Linked DNA regions of Homo sapiens: region 1 is linked to region 2. A link is a contact called in ENCODE Hi-C or POLR2A ChIA-PET data. All regions are on one chromosome and are shown on one strand. Each heading gives the region's core, a stretch centred on a gene start or an enhancer-like site at or near the end of the contact. The rest is flanking DNA. Distances are from core to core; before and after follow the strand shown. Region 1 overlaps LOC107987087 (a long non-coding RNA gene). Region 2 overlaps TLE1 (TLE family member 1, transcriptional corepressor).

Region 1 (6,097 bases), core at 3,347-5,846, 980 kb after region 2:
TAAGGTGATCAGGGCACAAAGGGAGGCTTAAGCAGGAGCTGCAGACATCTCCACATAGCACGGTGGATGAGATTTCCTTACAGGCAGGGAGGCAGGCTTATCCTGGAAGACCGGGAACTCACCTGAACCATCCAGGGGATTATGACCACCGGGTTCACTGTGGCAGCCTGGAGGACTGACAAGTTAACCCAACACACTCCGATGGCTTCACAATTGCCCAGAAGTGGAGATTGGGAGATAACAACAGACTTAGCCACCCTAACCACTTACTTTATAACTCAGCATATTACAGATGGAGGTATTCTTCCTGACACTCCAGGAGTTCCTGCAATAAGCTGGGGAAGCTGTGTAAGCAACTGCAGTATCCCAGAACTGTCCCAGAGAGGCCTCCACAGTTGGCCCTTCGCAGACTTTGGAGAGCTGTATCTGTACACTCCACTGCCTGCAGCCAGGTTTACTCAGTAGAAGCCCCACTATCCAAACAGAGTGGGTTTCTAGTCAGAAATGAGCATCATCACAAGCTGGTAAACACAAACAAAGCCCCCCACATGGCCCCTTTCTTTGAAGGGTAGTACAAATCCAAGGGTCAGCGAGCAGGAGAATATCACCAAACAAAAGGAAGCTGTGTTTGCTCACCATGAAACACGAGCAGCGCATGTCTTGGGGAGGATTTACTGTAGCATGTCCAAAATAAACGGACATGGGTGAGTGGGTGAGGGTGGGGTGGTATTCCTGCTTCAAAGTCTCCTCCACGCTGCTCCTGGAGCAAGAGACCCCTTCAGGATTTCTCCCCACAGGAAAGCACTTATGAGCTTGCCATTTGTAGATTCACTGTTTTTATCTGTTTCAAACTGGAAGAGATGACAGCCCTTCTGTTTGCTTTCTGTTGATGTTAAACAGATGCACCGGTCTATTACAGCCACATGGGCCTAGTTCAAGATGAGGCAGCAATAGGAATGTAGTTGCTCCTGGGCCAATGTGGAGAGAATGAATTTGCCTATTATTTTGTATATACATTCAATATTTTTATTTTAAGGTTCCAGTATTCCCAGTGGGTCAAACTATACCTACTCTTAGCTCTTTTCAGAAGCCAAGAGTTCTCCTCAACAGACCATGAGATAGACTCCAGGAATTCTCTATGACTTCAAAATCAGCTATTATTACTTCAGGAGATAAGATCGAGTCTGCAAGTATTTATTTTCTCAAACCATGATTTGGCTGTGAAAGGCAATGAAACAGGAGAAGAAAGAGTTGGGGGAAGTAAGAATGGAAAAAAGCAGATGTTGGGTTGGTCTTTAATTATTTATATATTTTTAAAGTTTGAACTTCATTTGAACCAGTTTGAATTCTTTGGGCTTTCTGATGGCTGGACATCATAGTGAACGAAGCTGCCACCCACACTGGAAAATCCTCACGTTTTCTAAAAAGGATTTAAATTTAGATATTTTACAGCTCTGCTTCTGGAGTAAGATGCAATAAAAACTGAATTGAAGATATTTTAGGTTGCAGAATTTTTACACTTTTTTCCTGTGTAAAATAAGATTTTTGTAGGCATTAGAAGTCTCAGATCATTTTTGGAAGTGGGTAGGGGTTTAAAATATAAACAGATTAAATTAGTAATATGATGACAACCTGGATTCAAAAGTTTCTATGAAGTTTGAATTATAGATAACATTACCTCAGAATTTTTCCCTTAGAGGAAAACAGTTCTGAGATGGAAATGAAACTGTGGCAGACATATTCCATCAGGTGAAGGACAACTGGCTCCTGGCTTATAAATACCCAGGTGGAAAGTCATTTGGAGAAACCCAACTCTAGAGACTTGAATATGCCTGAAGTTTCCAGGAATAGATGTCAAAATAGGACAAGCTTCCGGAGACAAGGAAACTCAGACTGGCCCTTTATGCCACTGCCCTCCCACTGCACTGAGTAGGATAGTCCATCTTAAAGAGCATCGAGAGTTACAATATTCTGCAAGTTATTTCTTTGAACTCCCCCGCTTGCCAGATGGTATTTTCTTCCCCATGGTGATTCAACTATATGATGACCAGGTACCCAGAGTTTACTATGGAGGTCTGTACACAATTGAGAACAACCTTATGTAGAAGCAATATGTGTCCCAAAAGATAATGTCAGCTTCTTATGACAAAGAAAGCTTTTGTTCTGAAAATTTTCACTTAACACCATGCATTAATGTTCATTTGCTTGTTTGTTTGCTTTGCGCATTTTTGAAGACTTGGGATTATAATCGCCCGTTTTCCACCAATAAATACTATAGCGATGGATACACAATGAAAACCAATCATTCTACAAAATTAAGTGTGTTAAATTGAACATCTACAGACAATTGTTGTTTTCTATTTGACAGATCCTATAATGAAATGGCTAAACTTTAAAAATCTTTTCTTTCTGTAATTAGATATGTGTCCAAAAGGAAAAATATACATGTATTAGATTCGGAGCCTGTTTAGCCCATTTTCACACTACTGATAAAGACATACCCGAGACTGGGTAATTTATAAAGAAAATGAGGTTTAATGGAGTCACAGTTCCACGTCGCTGGGAAGGCCTCCCAATCATGGTGGAAGGTGAAAGGTATGTCTTACATGGCAGCAGGCAAGACAGAATGAGAACCAAATGCGAGGGGCTTCCCAAGATGAGATTCGGGTGGGGACACAGCCAAACCATATCAGAGCCTATATGTATATTTATATACAGATTCCAAATCTAATTTTGAAATAAAGATATAAACAATTGTTAGCTTTTTAAAAAATGAAGCTAAAATATGATTTTTATGAACAAATTATCTTTGGATTATCAAATAAAATGTTGCATGTCTTTAATGAGAGCAGTGAACTAATATATGAGTAAAACTACACATTTTAAAGCTGTGATCATCTAAGGCTTTGCTAAGGGAATTCCAGTTGATAACATGATTCCTCCTCTTAATTAATAGCCACTTGGGATGTACTAATGAAAGACTAACATGTATTAATTCATTCAATACACATGAGAGTCCAGTTATACATCAGGTGCTGTAAAGGAGCTTGTAAAGGAGTTTAGTGGAGAAAGTGGGCATGTAAACAATAATTATATGTAGGGTGAACAGTTCAATAGAAGAGGCCTGTATGAGGTATTATAAGCAGGAAGAGATAATCAGGGACTGCCTCACAGAGGAGGTGTTCTCTGAGCTCAAGTTTAAGGTCCAAGTAAATCTTAACCCCTACCCCAAAAATGTAGAAAATGCCAACCCCATTAGCAGGTGCACTGTAGGGGCTCCATGATCGTAAGTTCTCTTATTCCCTCTCCTGATATTCTTTTAAGCTATGGGTTGTTATTTTTAAAACGTCTCTAGATTTCCCAAACTTCAACCTTGGCAGTCACATTCAATAATTAAAATTTTCCCATAACTGACACAAAGACACAATTATATTAAACATTAAATATTAACTTGGTTGCCTTCAAAAAACTATACAGTCTACAAAGATGATCCTAACCTCTCCATTGTATACTTTATATATACTTCATGTACAGTATTCTATTCTGGTTATCAGATTATCATGGAGACATGAGTAAACATAAGTCTGTACAGGGGTTAATGACAAGACAATGAAGGAATTTCAAGCTTTGCAAATAGAGTCAGTTGAAAGAACTATGTATGTTTAGCCTAAATAAAAAGGAAAACATTGCTTTTTATAATTTAAAATCTATCATGTGGTAGACACATTTGACTTATCCTGAATGTCTCCAAGTAATATATTCAAGACTAGGTAATAGAAGTCATAGGGTGATAAAATGTGGCTCAATTTAGGGAAGAACTTTCTAATGCTCAAATACTCCTCATCAAGCTTAGAGCAAACAATCTGATAGGCCTTACTGAGATATATTCAACATCACCTAATTGGCTGGATGGATGCATAGAAAAGTCCATTGCAGCACTGATATTCTGCGATTCTATGATATCTAATAGAAGCTAGATTTGGGGTATTTTTTGTTTTGTTTTTATTTTGTCTAACAAAATAAAATCTATTTTTCAGTCTAACAAATGATTCATGGAAAATATCAAGTAAGTCATTCTGTGAAATTTTTGCACCTCAAATTGTGTATGTAATATCCCATTATTCATATACATATAGAAACATGTTGGTGACTAATATTCACTTCTCAATATTTGTATGATAAATGAAGTCCAAAAATACTCTTGATATTAATTGACAGCCTTTGTAAATACCCCCATCAGTTTGGAATAGAAGCAGGACCCTTGCAAAGATCAGAAGGCAATGTCCTACAGTGAGAAAATTGATACCATGAAACAGCAATTCTCTTTGAAGCTCAGAGAAGAGGTCCACAGAGGAAATTTAAACACACAAAAGCCAAGATTTGCCAACTATGGGGAAAAATGTCAGCATCTGAAACTATTTCAAGCAGCAGTCTAATTTCTAGCAGTGGTAAATTGTCAAGACTGGACTGAAGAGGACCAGTGAAGTGGTGCTTTCCTCCCCTAAATCTCGTGTCTTAAACAACTCTCATAGCAACTGGTTAGTAGGGTCAGAGGACCCAAGAAGCCAAAGGGCATTTGTCTCAGCATCTGTGGAGTTCACAGCACATGTTATCCTTGGACATTACCCAGTGGCCTGGTGTGGACAGAATCCACTGGGCTTAGTTTCATAGAGATAAGCAAACACTAACAGCAACTGAAAGTAAACTTCAGAAACACATTTTTATAAAGGAGCCTGTGAGTCTGAGATTACACTTATAAAATCATCTGTACAAACACTCCTGGGACCACTCCTCCCTCCAGCCAAGTCATATGTATATGTATACACACAAGCCTCTTGAATTTTTATTTACATAACATAAAATTAATCATTTTAAAGCGAACAATTCAGTGGCATTTAATACACACACAATGTTGAACAACCACTGCATTTATTTAGCTACAAAAGAATTTCATCACACCAAAAGGAAACCTCATACACGTAAGCATTCACTCCTCTCCCTGCCTTCCCCAACCTGTAACAACCACCAATCTGCTTTCTGTCTGTAGGGATTTTCCTATTCTTGATATTTTATATAAATGAAATACAATTGGAGAAGTGGTCTTTTTCCACTTAGACAATTTTTTTTAAAGATTAAAAAACAGTTTATATATTTTTTACTATACTTTATTTTGGGGTCCAAATTTCCTTATTTGGGATGTTAAAAACTACACTGTCTGTTTGTACAGCTCTCCACAAAGTACCTTTACTCCCTTCTTGTACTTTGATCATTACAGCTATTTTACAAAGCAGGCAGGGACAACCTTATTATCACCATTTTACAGGTGAGAATATTGAGGCAAAGTGATGTGCTCCAGCAGCCCCACAGCAAAGTTACACAATGGTCTCTGGTCCCCTCATTCCACTGTCTTTTCTGCAGCACCACACAGGTTCCTATCTGAGCTCTTACTAATGCATCTAGCCAAGCCTTCTCACACTCAGAAGATACACTCAGAAGATATTCTAATATAGCCTAGGTTCTGTATTTTATTTTTAATTTCAAGAGCATATTTTAAATGAACAAACTAAATGGAAATAGCTTTTGGATGTATCATTACAATTTGCACTTAATAGAGAGCTGTTTTGACACATAACAGTTACATATGACTGGAAGTAAACTGTGCACACAAGACCAAGTGCACACTATTCCAAGTCCAAATCTCCTCTTGGAGTCAGTTGGAAGTCTGCTCAGCTGCCAAGTCTTCAGGTCTTGCGTGGTGTCTGGAGCTTGGCTTTTCTATCTGTACAGTAAAAAGTTGGACAGAAATGACCCTTAAGGTCTCTTCCAGATCAAGATTTTACAATGTTTAGCTAAGCACCAGCTCAAACTCAACACTGAACTCATGTGCTTCATCCACACAAGGTGAATACAACTATTTGAAAGATGAGTCAGTCAAAAGGTTTCTTTCATTATCAATGCCAACAGCCATTCCATTTTGCTGAAAATTTTCAGGACATCGTGAATGTTCTTTATGAAACTCACTATCCCATCTAGATTTTATTGACTAAATATTTTGTATGTAAATAGACAATGCATAAAAAGGCCCTAGTAATTTGGT
Region 2 (5,804 bases), core at 1,141-3,640:
ACATTTTAAACTCTACTTTAAAATGAACTAGGAATAGTCCCAAATTCCTGCCTTTCCACTCAGAACCCAAAATTAACACTGAAAAAGGCCTCAGCAGAGTGACAAAGCAGCCCAGGTACACACAGGCTTCATGGCATGCCAATCACCAGAGGTAATCATCCTACAGACCTATTTGCCACTGCAGACACCTCTTCCTAGAGTCTATACTTTGAAAGATTTTAATCTACCAAACAGGATTCATCAAGTAGAATTCATTTTTCAAATATTTATTTGCCAAATAAATATTTAATCGAGAATCAGCTTTTTGATCAACATGAGAACCAGTGTTACTATCCTGACTGATGTACTCTAATTCCAGCCAAGAAACCCAAAGTTTTATTTCACCTTGCAGCTGGTAAAATGTAAATATCTGCCAGGATTTTTTTAAAGACTTTAAATGTTGGGCAGACTTCTATTACAAGTGTCCCAAGGACTGAGGTTTCTAGACTGTATGTAAGTTTTCATTTAAAATTAAAAAAATAAACAAATAAACAAAATCACCTTATTTACATCTCCTACAGAAACTCAAAATAGGAGTAATACAGCCCACGGAGGACATTACAAACCTGGGCAAATCAGCTGAAAACACACTGTTCAAAACAAACTGAAATTCTAAAACCAAATAATTTTCTACACCTACATATGGCATACACTTGTGGGTACAGGGTCAAGTACCCTGTACATAAAGGGAGAAGCATATCTGAGAAGTCTAAAAGAAAAGATCCTCCTAGAATGCTCAGTATCAGAAACATAAAGAGGGTCCAAAAATGGGCAGAACTGGCATAACTTTTATATAGAAAGTACTTGAGATGATTAGATGAGGTGCAAGAACACAGAAACCATATACTCCATAAGAAGGGACTGGACTCTCTCTCTCACGAAAATCTGGAATTCTGTGAGAACACCAGATCTCAAGAGGGCATCTTCACTGGCAACAAGCAAATTGCTATTTATTAATATATGCTTCCTAAGGGTTACATCTAACTTGCACTAATAGGATGACAGAACAGAATGGCTATGACAGCAAAAGAGCTGGTCAGAAGAAAAGAGGAATGGCAGATCTTCTGATATTACAGCCTGTGTGCATTCTGAGACAAATTCTGAGCACAATTTCCTAACTCTGGGAACCATGTTTTATTAAACACACAGCAGGATCTTTCCCTGTGGTAGCTCAATGGCCTGAAGGTAACCAGATAATTGGCGAAGTGTTTGAATTTCCTGGATGCGAGAGGCCAATATATTCTTTTAAAATAAAACAAAACTAAACATTCCAACACAATTATGAAACCACATACCTTCATGTAAGAACTTACAATGTAAGTAGGTGGGTTGACTGAACCTCAGAGAGCACCCAGTGGCGTCAAAAGAAAATGTTAAGATTGGGACTCTGTATTACTTTATCCTGACCATTCAACACAAGTGATGTGTCTATTTCATGCTCCAAACACCTATTCAAGACCAAGGTAGCAAAGACCCAGCCACTTCAATAAGGATAACAACCAGTCTTTATAGTCTTGTTCCAAGAATTTGACTTTTCTTTAGCAATTTAACAGTAATGGTTGTTCACATCTACTAACATGTTCTGGAAAGTAACCTCAGAAACTACTAAAAAAAAAAAAAAAAAAAAAAGCAACTTTAATAAAATGCTGCCCTGTCAATGCTATCAAACACTAGTTACAGAGGCCTTCATGAATCCTAAGACCTCCAAGCAACTTCTCTGCCAACAAGTTCGAACCCTGAAACCACCAGCAGCAAAATGGAAAGGAAAACCCATTCATGCATACAGCAAAAGCAAGACAGGTTTCCCTAATGCAAAAATAAAGCACATTATTCAAATGGATTTCTTTAGCTGCCATGCTGATTCCCCTTGGGAACTTTCTCCTCCCCGCAGGAAAAGTGTTTGTGTCAGAGGTACAGATTGGAAACTCGTGACACCTCATTTATCCTCAGTTACACTAAGGCAGTAGGAACCTAATTTACTAGCACACTCCACACTGACAATTAACTTCTCGGTGAACATTAAAACAATTAGGTAACGACGCACCCCATCACATCTGTGTGCCTTCTCCATCTACACCTGGTGTCAATCAAGCCATCACCCTGCGCTGCACTTTTTGCTACGGTCCAACTGGTCATTCACGTACTCTGCCTAACACTTCAACTAATGTATTTTTAACCCATAAAACTAATGAGATCCCCACTTGTTAACAACATGGACAAAGTTGAAAATCTGTCCACTGGCAACCATATCATATCTCAGAACCCTGCCTGTGCAGCCAGTCTGAAGGGCACACATTGATGTTTCACACAGTTTAAATGCAAACTATGGGAAAGAACCAGTGCATTCCTGCAACTCGATTTTGCAACTCATCACTGTAGAATCCAGGTGGGTGACTCAGTTAGGAGGACTCATGGAAAGATAGCTGTGCAGGTGACACACAGGGCCGGTTAATGTTGAGGCAGGACAGGGTGCTAAAACCACGATGCCTTCGTCACCACCCTCTCATTTGTAGCTGGCCCTTCTACCCTCCTCCAGGCAAAACAAAACAAACTCTGGAGCAGACAATAAATACAATTATTTAAAATTAATTTTTAAATAACCTCATGACACTGCCGTTCCCCAGCTCAGGACCTAATCACAGCAAAAACAAAATCTCTATGTCAAAGCTTTTTTGAAAGCATGGTTTCTAAGAGCTGCTCAGCTGTTTCTGTGCCTCTTTGCTCTCCAGCCCCTGTTGAAATACTTGCTAATGCAAGAAATGGCCCTGAAACTAAAAAGCCATTAGGTCAGGACTTGACTAAGTCATCTGTGTATCGGACAGCACTTACATTTATACCTCCTTATCTCAAAGATGAGGACACAGAGTTTGTTGTCCACCTATGTCCCAGTGAGGAAATGATAAAAAGATTATAGGGACAAAAGAAAAAAACCTGCTCACAATTGCAGGTTTTCTAATTACAGAGCACAAACTCAAGTCAAAAAGAGGTTTTGGAGGGAAAAATTGTTCTCTCACTTTTTTTTTTTTAAGAGTAAAGATGCCCTATTTTCACTGTAATCACAGTGCAATAAAACCTGAACGTTAATCCAGTCCCACCAAGGCCCCGATATCCACCTGACTTATTGCATCCACAGTAAACAGACACCTCTACCTGGTACAGGCTCCTGACAATCTAGAAACCACTGGGGCTTTCCTTTGAAGGGTTCACCCTATTCACAGCAGTGATGCCAACTTTCTCAAAGAAGAACCATTTTTTTAAGCAGAGTTTTAAACTTGGCCAGAAGGGAAACCTGCCCAGGAGTCTGCTTAAGAAAACCTAAGTGTTTTCCATTGTGCCCAAAAATTGAAATTTTAGGTGACTCATCTCAGTTTTAGCCTTTATTTCCAGGCAATCTCTTAACATGTCAGGTCATGATTAATTCATAAATATTTAGGCAAAAACAGTACCTCCTAGGCTGTGTCTACTTTTGAGAAATTTGATTATCAGGAAAGTGATCACGTTAATAAGCAGCTGAGATCAGTTTCACGGTGCTGACATGCTGAGAACCATCAGTAACTGCCACCTTGGCACGTGGACCCTTATTTCCATAACCGCCTGTGTAATGTGTATTTTAAAAAGGGAGAGAAAACCAAGGCTGGGTGCGGTGGCTCACGCCTGTAATCTCAGCACTTTGGGAGACCAAGGTGGGAGAATCACTTGAAGCCAGGAATTCGACACCAGCCTAGGCAACATACTGAGACTCTGACTGTACAAAAATTAAAAGAAAATTGTTTTAATTTAAAAAACAAATAGGAGAGAAACCCAGAAGTAACTGCATTGAATGTAATGAATGATGCATTCACTGCCGTCTTGCTACTCTGCAAATGGCGGTGGGAGGAGGGCATTCCCTAAGCACCTTCTATGCTGTCTGCTACCCTCCCACCTGAGGCCTCCTAACCCCCTCCCTGTGAGGCAACCACTACTATCACCATTTATAGATGGGACTAGGAAGGCACAAAAGGATGAAAAAGCCTTGCCTGTGTAGCCAGAATTCCACTAAAGTCTGCCTTTGTACAAAACTCATGTTCATTCTACCACCCCTGATGCCGCCATGGTTCCCATAGGCCTCCGGGAATGAACGTGATTTTTCTTTTTTTTTCCAGAAAAAGACCAACAGTATTCTTTTCCAAAGCAAGCCTCACATCTTAACTCCTCCTTGCCTTCTATAATGTTGTCATTTTGAGACAAAGTGATGGATGGGTGGTCCTAACTAGGATTTGGTCCTGCCTCTGACAAAATTAACTAGTCAAGAACAGCTAGAGAAGAGTAACAAAAGAAAGAAACCACTTTATATAAAACAAGGTGATGTTTGTCATAATTATCTCTAGGCAAGTTCTAAATACAAACTCCTGGTGATTTTAGAAGTCAATTACAGAGTGACAACATGGTCGCTCAGATTACTAACTCTCAATCTGTTAACTAAGTATGTGACCGGATGCACCCAGCCTCCTTGATAAAACCATGGTGCTGTGCCATATGACCTGAAAGACAGATGAGTGGTGCTTAGACTGTTCTGAGTTAGGAAGCCCTTTCTGAGAATTTGATGAGTTATAGTCTCTCCCCAGAATTCTGCAAAAGAGCACGGACCCACCCAGTCCATCCATGAATGCCACTGCGTAGGTCTATACACCGTCTGCTCTGGAGTCTCCTCCAGAGTCTCCTCCCTTTTCCAAATAGTGATCACACTAGCTAGGTATTTCAGTGCCTTACATTCAACAAATGTTTAACTGTGACATAAAATGGATCACTGCAAAATGATAGCAAGTATACGCAGCACCTCAAACAGTACTCGGGCACATAGTCAGGGCTCAACAAATATTTGTCAAATGACTCAAAGTATTTAAAAGCATGCCCTATTATAAATTTTTTTAAACCATACAACTTTTTGTCAATTATCTCTTTCAAGCAGATAAAAATAGCATTCCCTTCAGCCAAAATTTAATGCAATTTATCCTTAAATTAATTAAAATATCTAAAGTTATTTTTTTATTACTACTGAATGCTACTAAGAAATAATGGCCTTTCTTAGGTCATTTCATATTTCTCTGCTCAAGAGCTGCACTTATATAAGAAAAAACAGAAATCAAAATTTTAAAACAGCCAAAATAATTTTTTAAACCAAAGCCAAACCTCTATAAAGTTGCTAGCTTTATTGTTCATCCCTTTCAGAAATAAGAAACTTTAAAGCAGTTTCCATAAAAACTTTCACTCTTAGAACAGCCATGTGTCACTAAACAACAGGGATACTTTGTAAGAAAGCCATGTCAGGCAATTTCATCATTGTGCAAATATCGAATAGTGTGTTTACACAAACCTGGGTGGTATAGCCTACTACACACCTAGGCTACTGCTCCTAGGCTACAAACCTGTACATGTTACTGTCCTGAATATTACAGGCAGCTACAACACAATGTAAGTATTTGTGTATCTAAACACACCTAAACATAGAAAAGGTACAGTAAAAATACGGTGTTATACACTTAGGGGACCACCATCATATATGCAATCCACTGTTGATGGAAGTGTTGTTATGCAGTGCACTGATTACACTTCTATTTCCTAGGCTTCACATTAAAACAGATTGCTTATTTAAGGCTCATTTGTTTTCCTACCATAAAATCTTTAACTAGCAAATTAATTTCTGCCACTAAAAATAAACAAACTACCTACCAACCAGTTTTAGGCTCACAGATAAAAATCCATACACACCCACATTCCCTGCGGAT

The links. Hi-C counts contacts between places; a loop is a spot of excess contacts on that map. ChIA-PET counts read pairs that join two places held with the same protein, here RNA polymerase II (POLR2A). Pooled maps may share reads with other maps.
Region 1: a loop to region 2 is called in a pooled map, with 5 times the contacts of the local background. The contact joins two enhancer-like sites. A Hi-C loop is called at or near these places in 1 of 168 maps with a recorded cell type or tissue (HepG2) and 4 of 50 pooled maps. POLR2A ChIA-PET finds 5 or more read pairs at or near these places in 1 of 52 experiments (BJ).

What each region holds. Positions count from the first base shown.
Region 1 is chr9:82,600,520-82,606,616 of GRCh38, forward strand. The region is part of intron 2 of LOC107987087 (a long non-coding RNA gene); the gene reads left to right. It overlaps LOC105376110 (a long non-coding RNA gene), which reads right to left and starts at 1,208. Exons shown (of 5, transcript XR_001746780.2): 1 at 637-1,208. Within about 2 kb of position 4,597, at least 4 of the 41 ENCODE cell types and tissues checked have a DNase peak (open chromatin) inside an H3K27ac peak, as active enhancers do.
Region 2 is chr9:81,624,266-81,630,069 of GRCh38, forward strand. All of the region lies in intron 8 of TLE1 (TLE family member 1, transcriptional corepressor), which reads right to left. Among named protein-coding and RNA genes, the nearest start is that of TLE1, 62 kb to the right of the region's middle. RefSeq lists an enhancer at 1-6. Within about 2 kb of position 2,391, at least 2 of the 41 ENCODE cell types and tissues checked have a DNase peak (open chromatin) inside an H3K27ac peak, as active enhancers do.